2 separate regions of the Homo sapiens genome follow, and region 2 is linked to region 1. The links are chromatin loops, found by intact Hi-C in ENCODE. Cell type or tissue: heart right ventricle. All regions are shown on one strand. Each heading gives the region's core, and the rest is flanking DNA. Links, peaks and the distances in the headings are about the cores only. Region 1 overlaps PARD6B (par-6 family cell polarity regulator beta). Region 2 has its middle 5.0 kb from the start of PTPN1.

Region 1 (7,965 bases), core at 3,236-5,735:
CCCTACCTATTTTATATAATGGGCACCTGGTATTTGTGGGCAACTTTTCATATAATTTCAAACAAGAAAGTAGCCTTTATACAAGTCTATCTTTATTTGTAAAAAATAATATACAACTAAAGCTAATTTGATTTTTAAAATCGAAGTTCATTTAGTGATAATGTACACTTTATAATAAAATTGTAGTAAAATACTGACATTTGATAGTTATAAACAAAGTATCATTCATGTAAAAATCATGTTATAGCATGTAAAATTTAATTAGAAAATTCATAGCTCACAAAAGTACATATATTTTGTTGATAGCTCGAGAACATTATCATAAATTTACTTAAGATACAGAACAAAATTCACAGTTAGGCTTGACATTTAGTACTATAAAATTTTATGTTGGATCCACTGATACTTTTGTTAATAAGGTGCACTTGAAATAATTGATTCAGCCTACCAATGAGCTGATATTTTATCGTATAACCAGGATCTATTGGTTTTACAATATATCTAGTAATCAATTATTTCACCAATAATTTAAGAAACAGAGATCTACTTGAAAATACCATTGATAGATACCCTTAACAGGATAATTAAAATAAAAAGCAATAGCAGCTTTGATTTCCATTTCCATGAATGCGTACAAGATAAATCTGTATTTTACAGTTAAAATTTGTACAAAAAGTCAAGCCCTGAAGTAGTTTTTCCCCCAAAAGTTCTGATGTTAAAACTTTAAAAAAAAAAAGAGAGAGGTAGTGTGTAAAAATATTTTTACTTAAAATGTTGAACCCCTGCACCACTTATATTATAAATGAAAGTTAACCTTCTACATACTAACATTATTTTGCCATTCAAGAGTCAAATTTGTAAGACTCACAGAATGTTAAAGCCGGAATGCCATTAAAAATAGCATATAAATGGAAGAACTTCGGTGAATTCAACAAAAAGTACAACGTATTACATAATGTGCAGTCAGTTAATAGTTTACTGATAATATGCTTAGTGGTAATGTGAACAAAATACATTGAAGTATTCTGAGTCAAGTGATCTTCACGTAATCAAGACTTCTTCATATATATTTTACCATATAGAGAAAACATCCTTCAAAGCGGAGTCATTTGAATCTTCATTGTTGTAATAGCACACAATTGTTAAAAAGGTATTCATACTAGCCCTACCATAAAGTTAATTAATAAATAACTCTCCATAAGCCATAGGGAACTTATGTACTTCATAGTATTTTTAGTTTCTATATACAAGCATACCATTGTGCTTGTGCACACTGTACAATAAAATCAGGCAAGGAATTAAAGTTAGCAGCCTTACTCTTAGCTTGTTCTAAGTGGATGCATTGGAAAGTAATAAATAGCCTCATAAAATTAATAGTGATAAACTCTACCTGTCACAGGTGAATACTATGTAGTTTTCATAAAGTGTAGGCAGTGTTTCTAGAAATCCCATGAAGGAAAACCCAATTTTTTTTTTTTTTGGCATAAAAAGTGCACAAGTTTGTCCTATGTGTTAAAACATCTTAATTTGGATGTATTTTTTATCCAAAATGATGCATACTTGGATGCATTAAAAGCACACCAACAAAAATACACACACTAACAATAAAAGGAATGATTTCAAATGAGACTGGGAATGGGAACAAGAATAGGTTAAAGGAGAGACTTCCATATTTCCAAAGTCAAGAGAATTGCCTTTTAAAACATAAATTATATAGCCATACAGAATTAATTTGAAAATATGAAAGCTATAGGAAGGACAAACACCAATTTGAACAACTGTTGCAAAGTTTCATAACTCAAGAAAAGATAGCTTCCTGGCTAGGCGCTCATGCCTGCAATCCAGCACTTTGGGAGGAGATGGGCGGATCACTTGAGGTCAGGAGTTTGAGACCCACCTGACCAACATGGTGAAACTCCATCTCTACTAAAAATACAAAAAAATAAGCCAGACGTGTTGGCGCACACCTGTAATCTTAGCTACTCAGAAGGCTGAGGCAGGAGAATTGCTTGAACCCGGGAGCTGAGATTGCACCACTGCACTCCAGCCTGGGTGACAGAGACTCTGTCTCAAAAAAAAAAAAAAAAAGCTTCCTCAGCTTTATAACATGGGAAGTAACTCCTAAAAACAGCCAAGTGGTTTGATTCTTAGAAACCAGAAATGCACAACTGGGCGCGGTGGCTCACGCCTGTAATCCCAGCACTTTGGGAGGCCGAGGCGGGCGGATCAGGAGGTCAGGAGATTGAGACCTTCCTGGCTAACACTGCGAAACCCCGTCTCTACTAAAAATTAGCCAGGCATGGTGGCAGGCGCCTGTAGTCCCAGCTACTTGGGAGGCTGAGGCAGGAGAATGGTGTGAACCCAGGAGGTAGAGCTTGCAGTGAGCCAAGATCGCGCCACTGCACTCCAGCCTGGGCGATAGAGCGAGACTCCATCTCAAAAAAAAAAAAAAAAAAAAAAAGAAAGAAAAGAAAAGAAACTGGAAATGTACTTGAGAACATCATTTGTTACAATTTATTAGAAAGGAACATAAAAAAACAAAAATCAAAATAGGCTGGGCATGGTGGCTCTAATCCTAGCATTTTGGGAAGCCGAGGCAGGACTGCTTAAGCCCAGGAGTTCAAGACCAACTTGGGCAACATGGCGAAACCCTGTCTCTACAAAAAATACAAAAAGTAGACAGATGTGGTGGTATGTGCCTATGGTCCCAGCTACTCAGGAGGCTGAGGTGGGAGGACTGCTTGAGCCCAGGGGATTGAGGCTGCAGAGAGCTGTGATCATGCCACTGCATTCCAGTGTGGGCAACAGAGTGAGACCCAGTCACTAAAAAAAAAAAAAAAAAAAAAAAAAAAAAAAATCAAAATAAAATATTGGGAACATGAGACCTTTAAGAGCTGAGGTCCCCAATGTACCACAAGAGAGAATCAGACTTCACATTAGAATTTTAAAAATACAGTTAAAGGAAAAATTAACTGGGCTCTGCACAGCAGGTTAAATATGCAACCACTTCCAACAGAAATGATCTAGTCTTCTCACATAGTTCCAAGAATGTGCTTTAACATCTGATTCTCCACAGACAAAACAGCAAAAGCACGTAACTTCATCAGCAAAGGCCCCTTTGTTTTGGACTTAAATTCACCTCTGATCCACCAAAGTTTATATTAACAATTATCAAACTACTACTTTAATAATATTGTAAGCTTGCAACGTTACTCGTCTCATGCCTATTCCACGTCACTGGTCAGAGGTATATATGCTTTTAAACTAGCCAAATGTACAAGTCCTCATGGCATCCTCACTCTGAAAACATTCAAACCACGGTTTCATAATGTTATGATTGTTCCATCTTCTTCTAAGAGTTTTTGATCTGGAGCATGTGTTTCAAATTCCGTGTTTGAGCTGCTTGCTATGGCTGCTAAGCTCACTTCATTAGAGGGAATAAAGCCATTCTGTCCAGACTCAAAGCTTAGCTCTATCTGTGTTAATGACTCCAGGCTCTCAGTATTAGGAACAGCTTTTGGAATCTGCTGTGGCACTCCATTGTCTTCAATGATAATGTCATCTTCTTCGCTGTCTTCATCCTCTGGCTCAAAGCTTGGTTCAATCTGCTGTGGGTAGCCAAGAAGGCTGTTATCAGTAGACTGACCGGAACTGCCAGAAGTCCGACTGTTCCTCACAACATTATTCCTCTGGTTTGCCGGTCTCACTGTTATGATGAGGTTACGGCTATTTGCAATCATCATGTCTGTTACTTGATCAAGGCTCTTCCCTGAAACTTCTATGCCATTAACTTCTAAAACTTCATCATTAACAGCTAATAGTCCTGTACTTTGAGCCAGACCTCCTGGGACAAGCCTGGATATAAAGATCCCTGGAACCTTTTCTAAGCCATGTGGTGTTACCCTGACACTGGAGCCATCCCGGATGTAGAATCCTAGGGGTTTCTCCGTGCCGTATTTGTAAAGACGTACCCTACGATGCGTTTCTGGGAGAATATCCACGTCTATAATAGAAGACACAGGTCTAAAGTCTTGGGGCATACTAATGACTATATGTGGCTTTTTTCTATGGTTGTCAGGACGCAATACGTTGGTTAAAACATTCTTCTTCTTTATTAGCGTGTCTGTACCAAAGGCACTGTAGTCTGCTTCTTCTGTTTAAAAATAAAACAAAATAATTATAGAAATGCTGTAAAAATATCTATTCACTTGCAGCTGAATCTGTACAGAAAGGATAACTCAAAATATATTTGGTATATAAACAAACTAGCTAATAAGCTTATTCTAATCAGATCATAATCTAGTACAGTAGTAAAATGCCATACCAGAAAAAACCACTAGGTGGCCATCTCAAATACACATCACAAAATAAACCAATGTTGAAGTTAAATTTGATAGAGCTCATTCACTTTTAAACATTAAATATGGCAAATGAAACTATGATAGATCTTACATATTTTTTTTTTTTTTGAGATGGAGTCTCGCTCTGTCGACCAGGCTGGAGTGCAGTGGCGTGACCTCGGCTCACTGCAACCTCCGCCTCCCGGGTTCAAGCAATTCTCCTGCCTCACCCTCCCGAGTAGCTGGGACTACAGGTGTGTGCCACCAGGCCTGGCTAACTTTTTGTATTTTTAGTACAGATGGGGTTTCACCGTGTTAGCCAGGATGGTCTCGATTTCCTGACCTCATGATCCACCCACCTCGGCCTCCCAAAGTGCTGGAATTATAGGCGTGAGCCACCGCACCTGGCCAGATCTTACATATTCTTAAACATCATTAAATATATATGTATTTTTACTTTTTTTTGAATAGGGTCTTGCTATGTTGCCCAGGCTGGTTTTGAACTCCTGGCCTCAGGAGATCCTCCCGCCTCAGCCTCTCAATGTGCTAGGAGTACAGGTGAGAGCTACTGTGTCCGGCCTTAAAACATCATTTTAAACCAGTTACTTAAAATACATTTTTCCTTCACTTGTTTAAAAAACTTGTAATGTGGTTGGGCGTGGTGCCTCACGTCTATAATCCCAGTGCTTTTTTGGGAGGCCATGGTGAGTGGATCACTTGAGCCCAGCCTGGGCAACAGCGTGAGACCCTGTCTTTATGAAAAGTAAAAAAAAATTAGCCAGGTGTGGTAGGTAGCGTCTGCCTGGAGTCCCGGCTACTTGGGAGGCTGAGATGGGAGGATGGCTTCACTCCAGGATTCAGGTCTGCAGCGCACTATGATCACTGCACTCCAGCCTCGGTAACAAAACAAAAACACGCCTGCAATTTGCATGTTTATCATATTCAACTCAAATACTTGAAGTGGGATATTTGATTCTCAAGGTAAATCAGAGAGTAAAATCATATACCAATATCAGAGGCTGAGTGGGCAGATAATGTAATTGATGCTGATGCATATCAAACAAACACTTCGGAATTTTGGTATTCTGCAAATAAACACTCTCCCTCAGTTTTCTGTTGCTATTGTTTGAGACGGAGTCTCGCTCTGTCGTCCTGGCTGGAGTGCAGAGGCATGATCTCAGCTCACTGCCACCCCCGCCTCCCAGGTTCAAGCGATTCTCCTGCCTTAGCCTCCCAAGTGGCTTGGGATTACAGGCATGCGCCACTATGCCCAGATAATTTTTGTATTTTCAGTAGAGATGCGGTTTCACTATGTTGGCCAGGCTGGTCTTGATGGAACTCTTGACCTCAGGTGATCCACCTGCCTCAGCTTCCCAAAGTGCTGGGATTACAGGTGTGAGCCACCTCGCCCAGCAGGAATTCTTGATCTCTCATTTTCATTTTGAAAGAGGCAAAGGTGGAGTTTTAACTTTTTTCTTTACTGTGTGAAAAACTATGCATAAAGTTCAATGGTATTTTGTCCTCAGTGGTGGTGACACAGACAATAGGAAGTAGTAGGACTCTGGCAAACTGGAGAGCTCCTGCCTCATTTAGATGGCATAGCTGCTTCTCAGTTCCTCGCAGATTTTCTTCATGCCAGAAAGTCTTGTTTTTAGGCAAAATCTTGCGATCTTTAAATACTGCCGCCTAATTAAATAATAAACTAAAAGGGAAAACAGAACACCTAACACCAGATATGGTTAAATTATATGGCTGAAGGAAGATAGTCTATAAACAAAACATTTCATCAGAGAATGAGAGGTAAAACAGAAAATGAAACTAACAGCAGAAACAAAAGTTAAAATAGTATTTTCAAAAATAACTACAATGAGGATAAACTAAAAAGTGAAATTTACATGAATTAAAAAAAAAACACAACAACTTCAATAATGCCTCTCCCTGGTTTTCCAGTGGCTAGGCAAAAAAAAAAAAAAAAAAAAAAAGAAAGAAAGAAAAAAAGAAAAAGAAAAGAAAAGACAACAACAAAAAATAAATGGCTTCCCTCCTCCTCCACAAAATAGTTGAAAATCCTAGTCTCAGCTGCTGCCACAGAAAACACCAATCTCACCATCTTGCGTTTGTATAGCGCTTCAACTCATATTCTCTTGTTTAATCCTAAACCCCCTCATTGCTAAACTATTATCATCTTCACTTTATAACCAATAAATTAAGGGTACAACGTAAGTTACACAGAAAGAACTAGAGCCCAGGTTTTCTTACGAGGCTAGTATCTTCCAAGTCACAATAATGAATGCCAAGTATCAATTATGTCAGAGTATGGGGAGCTTTAGTATTCTTTTCTGATGCTGCGTGAACACTCTTCAAAACCTAGTTTCAGATAAATATATAAGGTTACGGGTATCTTATTTTTTTGGCATTTTTTTCCCCTTGGGGACACTTGTAATCATTTATAAGTATTTGCATTGGGCTCTTACAGAGACAGAAATGTATTTATAATATGGCTTTGGATATAAATCCATTGGTACAACAATCTTTTTGGCAAAAAAACCTATCAAGAATAGTCTTCTGGTAATGTGTTTTCTCAAAATCATACATATTTGTGTTTTAAAACAATCAATAAGGAAAGCCTATATAACATTTATAAGGGAAATTCCAGACCATATAAACTGAGAACAGTATTACGTTGCCTACATACCTACTCATGGGAAACCTAACCAAAATAAACTCCAAATCTGCATAATTTGGCATCACATCCAGACTCCATTTGAATGCTCTCTGCTAAATTCTCAAAAGCAATATGCCCCAGTACAAAGCCACCTTTGTTCTCCCATCTAGCTAATCAGTTTCCAGCCACTGGGAAAGAAAATATTTTGGCAGAAAGCCAGGGTTCAGGGTGTTAAAGTGTAAAGGTGAATGTCCACAAGGAATTGGAGTTGACTTTCTACCTGAACACTATCAGAGCATTAAACTCAGAATGAGATGGAAAGTTTGAAAACTTGATCATAGCAACTGTCCACTTGTATAAATTCACTTATGCAACAGTACATGATATGGGCTGATACAGCAGCACCGCATTTATCCCAAGCCTTTTCTTCAGCCAATGATCTCGGCTAACTGAACAGACAAGGATCCACCTAGAAGGCCTCCAAATAGTCAAACTGGATGTCTTACTTTCTTACACACAAATAGTGGCTGTTCTTCACTTATCCTGCAGGGCTTCCCTCTGAACCTCTTACTCTTTAAACATTAATTCTGAAAAGCCTAGTAATCTCATTCCTTTGCTCATAGAGGGTCATAAACCACACATTCAGAGCAAAGGGTAAGGATCCATTTGTGGGTGGCAGGCAGATGTAAGACATAAAAGCTTCACAGTGAGTAAAAAGCAAATCTAGAAAAAAAAAAAAACTTCTACATAAGCTCCATCAGTATCCCCATACAGTAACAAAACAGCAACCATTATAGTACAGCCATCAACAAAGTTCAAGATTATGCCCCACTTGAAGATCAGAGGAAGAAATCAAATAATGAAATAATGTTTTAAAATGTTCTAATCCAGGGGTTGACAACCGTTTTCTGTCAAGAGTCAGACAGTAAATGTCTAGGTATTACAGGCTATATAATCACT
Region 2 (7,965 bases), core at 3,530-6,029, 240 kb after region 1:
GATCACCTGAGGTCAAGAGTCCGAGACCAGCCTGACCAACATGGTGAAACTCGGTTTCTGCTAAAAAAAAAAAAAAAAAAAAAAATTAGCCGGGCGTGGTGGCGCATGCCTGTAATCCCAGCTACTTGGGAGGCTGAGGCAGGAGAATCGCTTGAACCCTGGAGGCAGAGGTTGCAGTGAGCCAAGATAGCTCCACTGCACTCCAGCCTGGGCAACAAGAGCGAAACAAACAAACAAAAAAAGTTCTGGCATTAGGGTCTCAACAGACTAGACTAAAAATCAAAATGGAGTCACTCATGCTAAAGTTCTACATCATCAGACTGATAACCTTTCACAAAATCAGAAGAGAGATACACACCCTGATTTCCCAAGCAGACCGTTTTAATCAACATAATGAAGTTCCCTTTGCTTTAATCCTTACAACAAAAAGTAACCTGAAGTAACCCGATGCGACCAATCAGTTATTTCTCTCTTGTTCTGTTTCCCTGTTCCTGCCTTACAAGGAAAGTAACTTTGAAATGACCAATCTGCTTTTTGTTCTTTGTTTCTGCTTTTTTCAGCCCTTTTCTGTCTATAAAACCAACCTCCTCTGCTCAGCTCATTGGGACACTTGTGCTATTTTGAGGAATGAAGTCTTGCCCGATTCTAGAATCATGAATGAAGCCAATTAAGATGTTTAAGTTTGTTGTAATTTTGTCTTTTGACATTTACGGTCACCTGGGAAGTGTGTTGAATAATGCAGGTTCCTGGACCCATCGCCAAATGATTCAGATATCTTTGGTCTAGGGATGAGACCCGGAATCTGCATTTTCACCAACAACTCCAGCTGATTCTCGTACCTATGATCCTTAAAGCACCCATGAGCAGGTTGGTCAGGTTGCCTTCCTGCAGGCTCCAGTTTAAACCATCCCCCTCTGGGCCTGGCATGTCATGTGGACGTTGTGAATTCCAGGAGGTTTGAAAACCTGGAAGAGAGAATTGTCTTCATTCCGTGTTGCCCAGAGACACTGCCTGGTATTATCAGCTGAACTCCAGCTCATTCCTTGAGTGCTTGTGGCAGGCACTATGCCTGGAATTCTAAGTACACATTCCCATTCAATCTCCACAACAACCCTTCAATACAGGTGCTATTATTCCCATTTTATAAACGAGAAAACTGACTGGCTGTGGTGGCTCACGCCTGTAATCCCACCACTTTGGGAGGCCGTGGTGGGTGCATCACTTGAGGTCAGGAATTCGAGACCAGCCTGACAAGCATGGTGAAACCTCAACTCTACTAAAAATACAAAAATTAGCAGGGTGTGGTGGTGCATGCCTGTAATCCCAGCTACTCGGCAGGCTGAGGCACAAGAATCACTTCAACCTGGGAGGCAGAGGCTGCAGTGAGCTGAGATTGCACCACTGCACTCCAGCCTGGGCAACAGAGCAAGATCCTGTCTCAAAAAAAAAAAAAAAAATTAGCCGGCTGTGGTGGCGTGCACCTGTAGTCCCAGGTACTCAGGAGGCTGAGATGGGAGAATCACTTGAGCCTGGGAGATTGAGGCTGCAGTGAGCCATGATCATGTCACTGCACTCCAGCCTGGACGATAGAGTGAGACACTGTCTCAAAAAAAATAAATAAATAAAAATAGGCCAGGCCTGGTGGCTCACACCTGTAATCCTAGCACTTTGGGAGGCTGAGGCAGGTGGATCACCTAAGGTCAGGAGTTCAAGACCAGCCTGGCCAACATGGTGAAAGCCTGTCTCTACTAAAAACACAGAAAATAGATGGGTGTGGTGGTGCACACCTGTAATCCCAGCTAATTGGGAGGCTGAGGAAGGAGAATGGCTTGAACCTGGGAAGTGGAGGTTGCAGTGAGCCGAGATTGAACCACTGCACTCCAGCCTGTGCGACGGGAGAAAGATGCCATCTCAAAAAATAAATAAATAAATACAATAAATTAAATTAAAATAAAAATAAAAAATTAGATGAGGGGGGGACCGGGTGCGGTGACTCATGCCTGTAATCGCAGCACTTTGGGAGGCTAAGGCGGGTGATCGCCTGAGGTCAGGAGTTCGACACCAGCCTGATCAATATGGTGAAACCCCATCTCTACTAAAAATACAAAAAAATTAGCCAGCCATGGTGGCGTGTGATTGTAGACCCAGCTACTCGGGAGGCTGAGACAGGAGAATTGCTTGAACCTGGGAGGCAGAGGTTGCAGTGAGCCAAGATCACACCACTGCACTCGGGCCTGGGTGACAGAGCAAGACTCTGTCTTAAAAAAAAAAAATGGATGAGGAAACTGAAGCACAGAGAGACAAAATTACTTGTCCAGAGTAGCATTGCACATTGGTATGGAAACCTGCATTCTAGCCTGGTTTCCAGAGCCTGCTTTGGAGCCAGGCTTCGTGGGTCCAGGTTCCAGCTGAATAAATACTAGTGGTGCAAACTTGGGCAAATTTTCATTAGTCTCTGCTCTCCTTTGTAAAACAGAGATAATAAAAGTGCCCACCTCATAGGGCTGATGTGAAGGTTGGATGAGTACATATCATGCTCTTAGTATACTGAGTGGCTCAATAAATATTAACTGTCATTACTACATATCTTTAAATAATAGCAAATAAAGGAGATAAATGAAATGTTATTGAATACATGCAATTAGCTTGATCAGCAGTGTCTTTAGAAAGTGAGCATTCCATAGGGGAAAAATTAACAAAAATGCCCATTCCAGTGAAAACTGTGGGAGCTGCCACACTTGGAAGCTACCTAATTGAAGTCTTAGTTCCTTTAAGTGACTGTCCAGACTCCTGTGCTCCTCCCGCCCTTAAACCCTTATACTTTTTGGGTTCTGGTTTGTCTGGAACTCACAATCCTGAGAGCATCCTGGAACAAAAACAGGGCTGGTTCATTCCTGTCCCTGTATGTCAAGCTAAGTAAGTAAATAAATGCCCATCCCAAGCCCAAGTGGCCCTCACGCCTGCAGGGGGTGCTGCCCAGTGACTGGAGTAGCCTGTTTTGTTTTGTTTTGTTTTGTTTTGTTTTGTTTTGTTTTGTTTGAGTTAGAGTCTTGTTCTGTCACCCATGCTGGAGTGCAATGGCGTGATCTTGGCTCACTGCAACTTCCACCTCCCGGATTCAAGCGATTCTCCTGCCTCAGCCTTCTTAGTAGCTGAGGTTACAGGTGTGCGCCACCACGCCCAGCTGATTTTTGTACTTTTAGTAGAGATGGGGTTTTGCCATGTTGGCCAGGCTGATCTCGAACTCCTGACCTCAGGTGATCCGCGCGCCTCGGCCTCCCGAAGTGCTGGGATTACAGGTATGAGCCACTGCACCCAGCCTGGAGTAGCCTTTGAATGGGGCCGAAGCTATACACAGGGTCTTGGTGGGGGAGAGGGGAGTTGGAGGCAGCCTCAAGCAGGGTCCAAGTTTGGGCTGTTTAGAGGCTGTACTTGTTTCCAGTGGCTGCTGTAACAAATTACCACAAATTTGGTGGCTTCAAGTAACAGAAATTTATTCTCTCACAGTTCTTGAGGCCCAAAGTCCAAAATCAAGGTGTTGACAGTGCCGTGCTCCCTCTGAAGGCTCCAGGGGAGGGTCCTCCTTTGCATTCTCCAGCTTCTGGTAGCTCCAGTCATTACTTGGCTTGTGGCTGCCTCACTCTGATCCCTGCCTCTGTCTTGGCAGACTTTCTTCTCTGTATCTCCTGTTCTGCCTGCCCCATTTCCCTCTGCCCTGTTCCTACAAGGATGCCTCTCTTTGGATTCAGGGCTCATCCTATCCAGAACGATTTGGCAATCCCATCTCAAGATTCTTAAATTTATTACATGTGCAAAGACCCTTTTTCCAAATAGGTCACATTTACAGGTATGGGGACTTGGACATATCTTTTTGGAGGCCTCCACTCAATCTACTACAGTGGCAGAGAGTGAAACCTTGCCACAAATATTGATCCTGAACGAAACCCCTAATTTCAGGTACCAGCTAATTTGCCCTTCCATTCATTGTGTACATAGCTTTTAATATTTGGGTCATGAAACCCTCCTATGCAAAATCCTCCAACAGTTTCCCATCCTACTTAGAAGAAAACCCAAATCATGTCTAACCCTGGCCCACAAGGCCCACGTGACCTGGCCCGTCACTGTGTCCCCTCGCTTACTTCCCTGCAGTCTCAGGTCTATCTCCAAATATACGGGGCTGGCTCCCAACCCAGCATCTTTGCACCAGCTGTTCCTTCTGCCTGGATCACGCTTCTTGCAGATCTTCTCAGCTTTCAGGTCTCAGGTCAAACGTTACCTCCCCAAACAGGTCTCCCCTGACCACCTTCCCTAAAATAGTCCCCAGTCACTCTCTAGGGGAGGATCCTCCCTTTCCTGTTCTAGCTTCTGGTGGCTCCTAGCACTCATCTGTGTCTTATTTATTTGCTGGCTTGTTTCTTTCTCCTGCCCCTCAATGTCATGTTCTAGGAGGGCAGGGACCTCGACTTCTTGTCTGTTTCCTTGATATTTGGTTGAGAGGAGGAACTTAAGGTCTACTCCGACTCTCTGAGGCTTGGTGTTGATCTGCAAAGCTCTGGCACTTCCCTGCCAAGGCCTGGCCTAGAAGCAGCCATGCCCTGGGATCCTCCAGAGATGTGATGGTGGTGATTGGGAATCTTTAGTGATGACTGGTTAGAAATAGACAAATGATCATGTGACATGATGGCTAAAACCTTTTCCTGGCAGGCATGCCTGAGGAATGGTCTCACGCGGCTTCTCCAGCCTTTCCTTCGTGGATTTAGCTAATGGAGGAAATCAGCACTACAAATCAATGACCCATTAAACTTTTTTAAATGTCCTAAGAGTCGTCAGTGGAGAAGGATGGCTGTTTACCAAGCCTCCAACAGATCACTGACTCCTGACTTAGTGAGGTCAGCAAGTTTCCTGGAAAAATTGGTCCTGATCTTCTTCCTGGGAGATAGCACAGTTTTAAGAGCTTGTGATCCTGAATGAGCCCTACTGAGTCTCTAATGACATGTCACTTCCTCAGAGAGCCCCCTTCTGACCACTTCTAATAAACAGTGCTCTATCACTCTATTCCTTTTTCTTCTTGGCACTTAGCAGGCATTTAATGACTTATTTTTTCCCTAGTGTTACCATGTGATATGATGTTGTATATTTTTATGTGTTTATCATCTGTATCTGCCAGTAAATGTAAACTTCTTAAAGAAAGAGACTAAGTCGATTTGGTTCATTGCTGTTTCCCTGCAATACAGATCATTCCCAGAAGAGCATATCAGTTTTAGAAGGTTCTGGAAATGAACATAACAGGGCTTCTTTGTACATCATAGACTCAGAGTTCAAGAATCCTCAAGGTCATCTAGCTTCCTCCACTCACCACTGGGTACACATAGCCAGGAAGGAAGATGGCTCTTCCCCCCACAAGATTCACCCATGCTCGCCTAAGAGAGTTTGGGCACTTTGACTGGTTGGCTGACTTAGGGACAGCCAGAGACATCCCTGCAATGGAATAAGTAATGGGGAAAAGCCAAGGCCCAAGGCACTAGAAACTGGGTGCACAGAACTCCAACCTTCAGCCATAAACCATGCTAACTAATAGTGTTACCTTTTTTTTTTTTTTTGAGACAGGGTCTCACTTTGTTGCCCCAGGCTGGAGTGCACTGGTACAATCTCGGCTCACTGCAACCTCTGCCTCCCACGTTCAAGTGATTCTCCTACCTCAGCCTCCCAAGGAGCTGGGATTACAGGCACTTGCCACCACGCTTGGCTAATTTATTTTGTATTTTTAGTAAAGATGGAGTTTCACCATGTTGGCCAGGCTGGTCTCAAACTCCTGACCTCAAGTGATCTGCCCGCCTCAGCCTCCCAAAGTGCTGGGATTATAGGCGTGAGCCACCATGCCTGGCCTAAAAGCATTACTTTGAATTTTGTGTTTCCCAACAGCCCTGCAAGCCTGCTGTTTATCCACATTTGAGAGATGAGAAAATAGCTGCTCGGAGAGGCTAAAGAGGTGAAAGCAATGAACACCCAGTACAGAATGCTGGCTTGCATGCTGGATGACAGAGCACCGTGGTACAGAGCTAGGAGCTTCTAACCCCTGAGGCTGCTACTCACTAGCTTGCAGGCCTGGGTCAAGTTGCTAAATGGAAATCCTGGTGTCAGCCTGGATACTTTCCAGTGAGAAAAACCCAACTGAAAAGTGGCTTTCGCAAAACGGGGAATTTACTGGCTCATGAAATTGGGAAGTCCAAAGGAGGCTTCCTTGCTTCAGGCACCGCCAGATCCAGGGCCTCAAACGTCATTGTGACTCTCTCTCTCCCCAGCTCTTTTATGTTTCTTCCCCTGTGCTAGCTTCACTCTCGAGCAGGCTGTCCTCTAGAGCCCCAGCAGCCCCAGGCTCACAGCCTATCAGCTCAGCAGCTCCAGTGGGAAGAGCTTCTTTTCCCTGGTGGACCCTGAGTCCTGGCCTTGAGTCTCATTGATCCAACTGAAGCTCACATGCCATCTCTAATCCAATCCCTCTGCCCAGGGGAGAATTTGTCAATTGAGGAAACTGAGGCTCAGAGAGGCCAGTTATTTAACCAAGGTCATACAGCCAGTAGGTAGTCAAGTGGGATTTAAATCCCTGATTTAATCCCAGATGCAGCCTGATTTCAGCATCTATATTCTCAGCCATGAAGCTATACAGTCTCTCCAAGGACTCCCATGAGCTCTAAAAACAATAGTAATAACAATGAGGATAATAATAACGATAATCATTCATTAACACCACCACTCTGGAGCCTGTACTATTGTGATCTCCATTTGAACCGTGGCACAGAGAGGTTAAGCAACTTGCCCACAGTCACACAGATGAGAAATGGTGGAGTCAGGATTTGAACCCAGTTCAGCTCTATTTGCTGCTTCTAGTTCTGAAACTATATTAAATATATGAGTTCTGCACTATTTCAGAACTCACGGGAAGGTTAACAGCCCAGAATCTCCCACTCACGTCTCTACTGGGCTTCATTTTTACTGGGCTTCATTTTTAATGGGCGACTCCCCTGCCTCTCTACCACCCGGAAGACATTTTAAGCTTTACAGCAAGTCATTAAAAAGAAACAAAAATAAATGCGTAAACATAATCCCACGCTGCCTGTCTGGTAAGAGCAACTTCCCCGGTGGGGGAGGAGGAGGCATTCAGGGGGAACTAGGGGAATCACATGTGTTCTGAGAAAGGAGGGTCAGAGATGTGCGGGAAAGTTCAAGGAGGGAAGTTGGATCCAAAGATGGAAACCGGTCCCAGCTCCATGCTTTCAGCAAAGGAGGAGTCTGGGGAGGGTTTCCAGAGGCCCCTACAACATCCTCCACACTCTAGTTTGCAGGGCTGAGGCTTGCGGGGGCACTTTCACTGTACACATGGTGGTTCTGGGTGTGGGTTCTGGAATTAGGCTGAATTGGGCTCATGTGCCCTTGGGCAAGTTCCTTACCCTCTCCAATCCTTGGTTTTCCATCTTTTACAGAATGCAGGGATGTGATGATTAAATGAGAGTATGTGTGTAAAGCACTCAGCCTGGTCTCTAGTTCACAGCAAGGACTCAAAAATTTTGCTGTTGTTCTACAGTTGTGTAAGTTGCTGAGTGGAAAAAAGCAAGCTACCATCTGTCTTCAGAAGTTTTTCATAATATATATTGCAACCTGCAATTTTACAACCCTATTTTTTGTTCTGCTGCTGTAGGTGAACTTGGCTGGTTTCATGGGTGTGTGTGCAACCTGTGTGATTGCAGAGTCCCGAGCTCAGAAGGGGCCTGCACTTGTTTGCTCTGCTGTCTTTGTCTTGAAATTCTTTTGTTTGTTTGTTTGTTTCTTTGTTTTTGTTTGTTTTTGAGACTGAGTCTCGCTCTGTTGTCCAGGCTGGAGTGCAGTGGCGTGACCTTGGCTCTCTGCAACCTCTGCCTCTTGGGTTAAAGCAATTCTCCTGCCTCAGCCTCTCGAGTAGCTGGGATT

What was found. Hi-C counts contacts between places; a loop is a spot of excess contacts. Peaks named below come from ENCODE experiments on the same cell type or tissue, not always from the same donor. Only the 100,000 strongest peaks of a DNase experiment are listed, where the experiment ranks them.
Region 2: a loop joins it to region 1, with 4 times the contacts of the local background. A loop is called at or near these places in 14 of 110 quality-filtered maps.

What each region holds. Positions count from the first base shown.
Region 1 is chr20:50,745,847-50,753,811 of GRCh38, reverse strand. It overlaps PARD6B (par-6 family cell polarity regulator beta), which reads right to left. Exons shown (of 3, transcript NM_032521.3): 3 at 71-4,153. The coding sequence ends at 3,324. Among named protein-coding and RNA genes, the nearest start is that of PARD6B, 18 kb to the right of the region's middle. In heart right ventricle, for the core only: CTCF peaks have their summits at 4,141 and 4,340 (motif pointing right); no DNase peak of the experiment used is centred there.
Region 2 is chr20:50,501,395-50,509,359 of GRCh38, reverse strand. No RefSeq gene overlaps it. Among named protein-coding and RNA genes, the nearest start is that of PTPN1, 5.0 kb to the left of the region's middle. RefSeq lists an enhancer at 4,774-5,068. In heart right ventricle, for the core only: CTCF peaks have their summits at 4,829 and 5,034 (motif pointing left); no DNase peak of the experiment used is centred there; H3K27ac peaks cover 1,564 bases.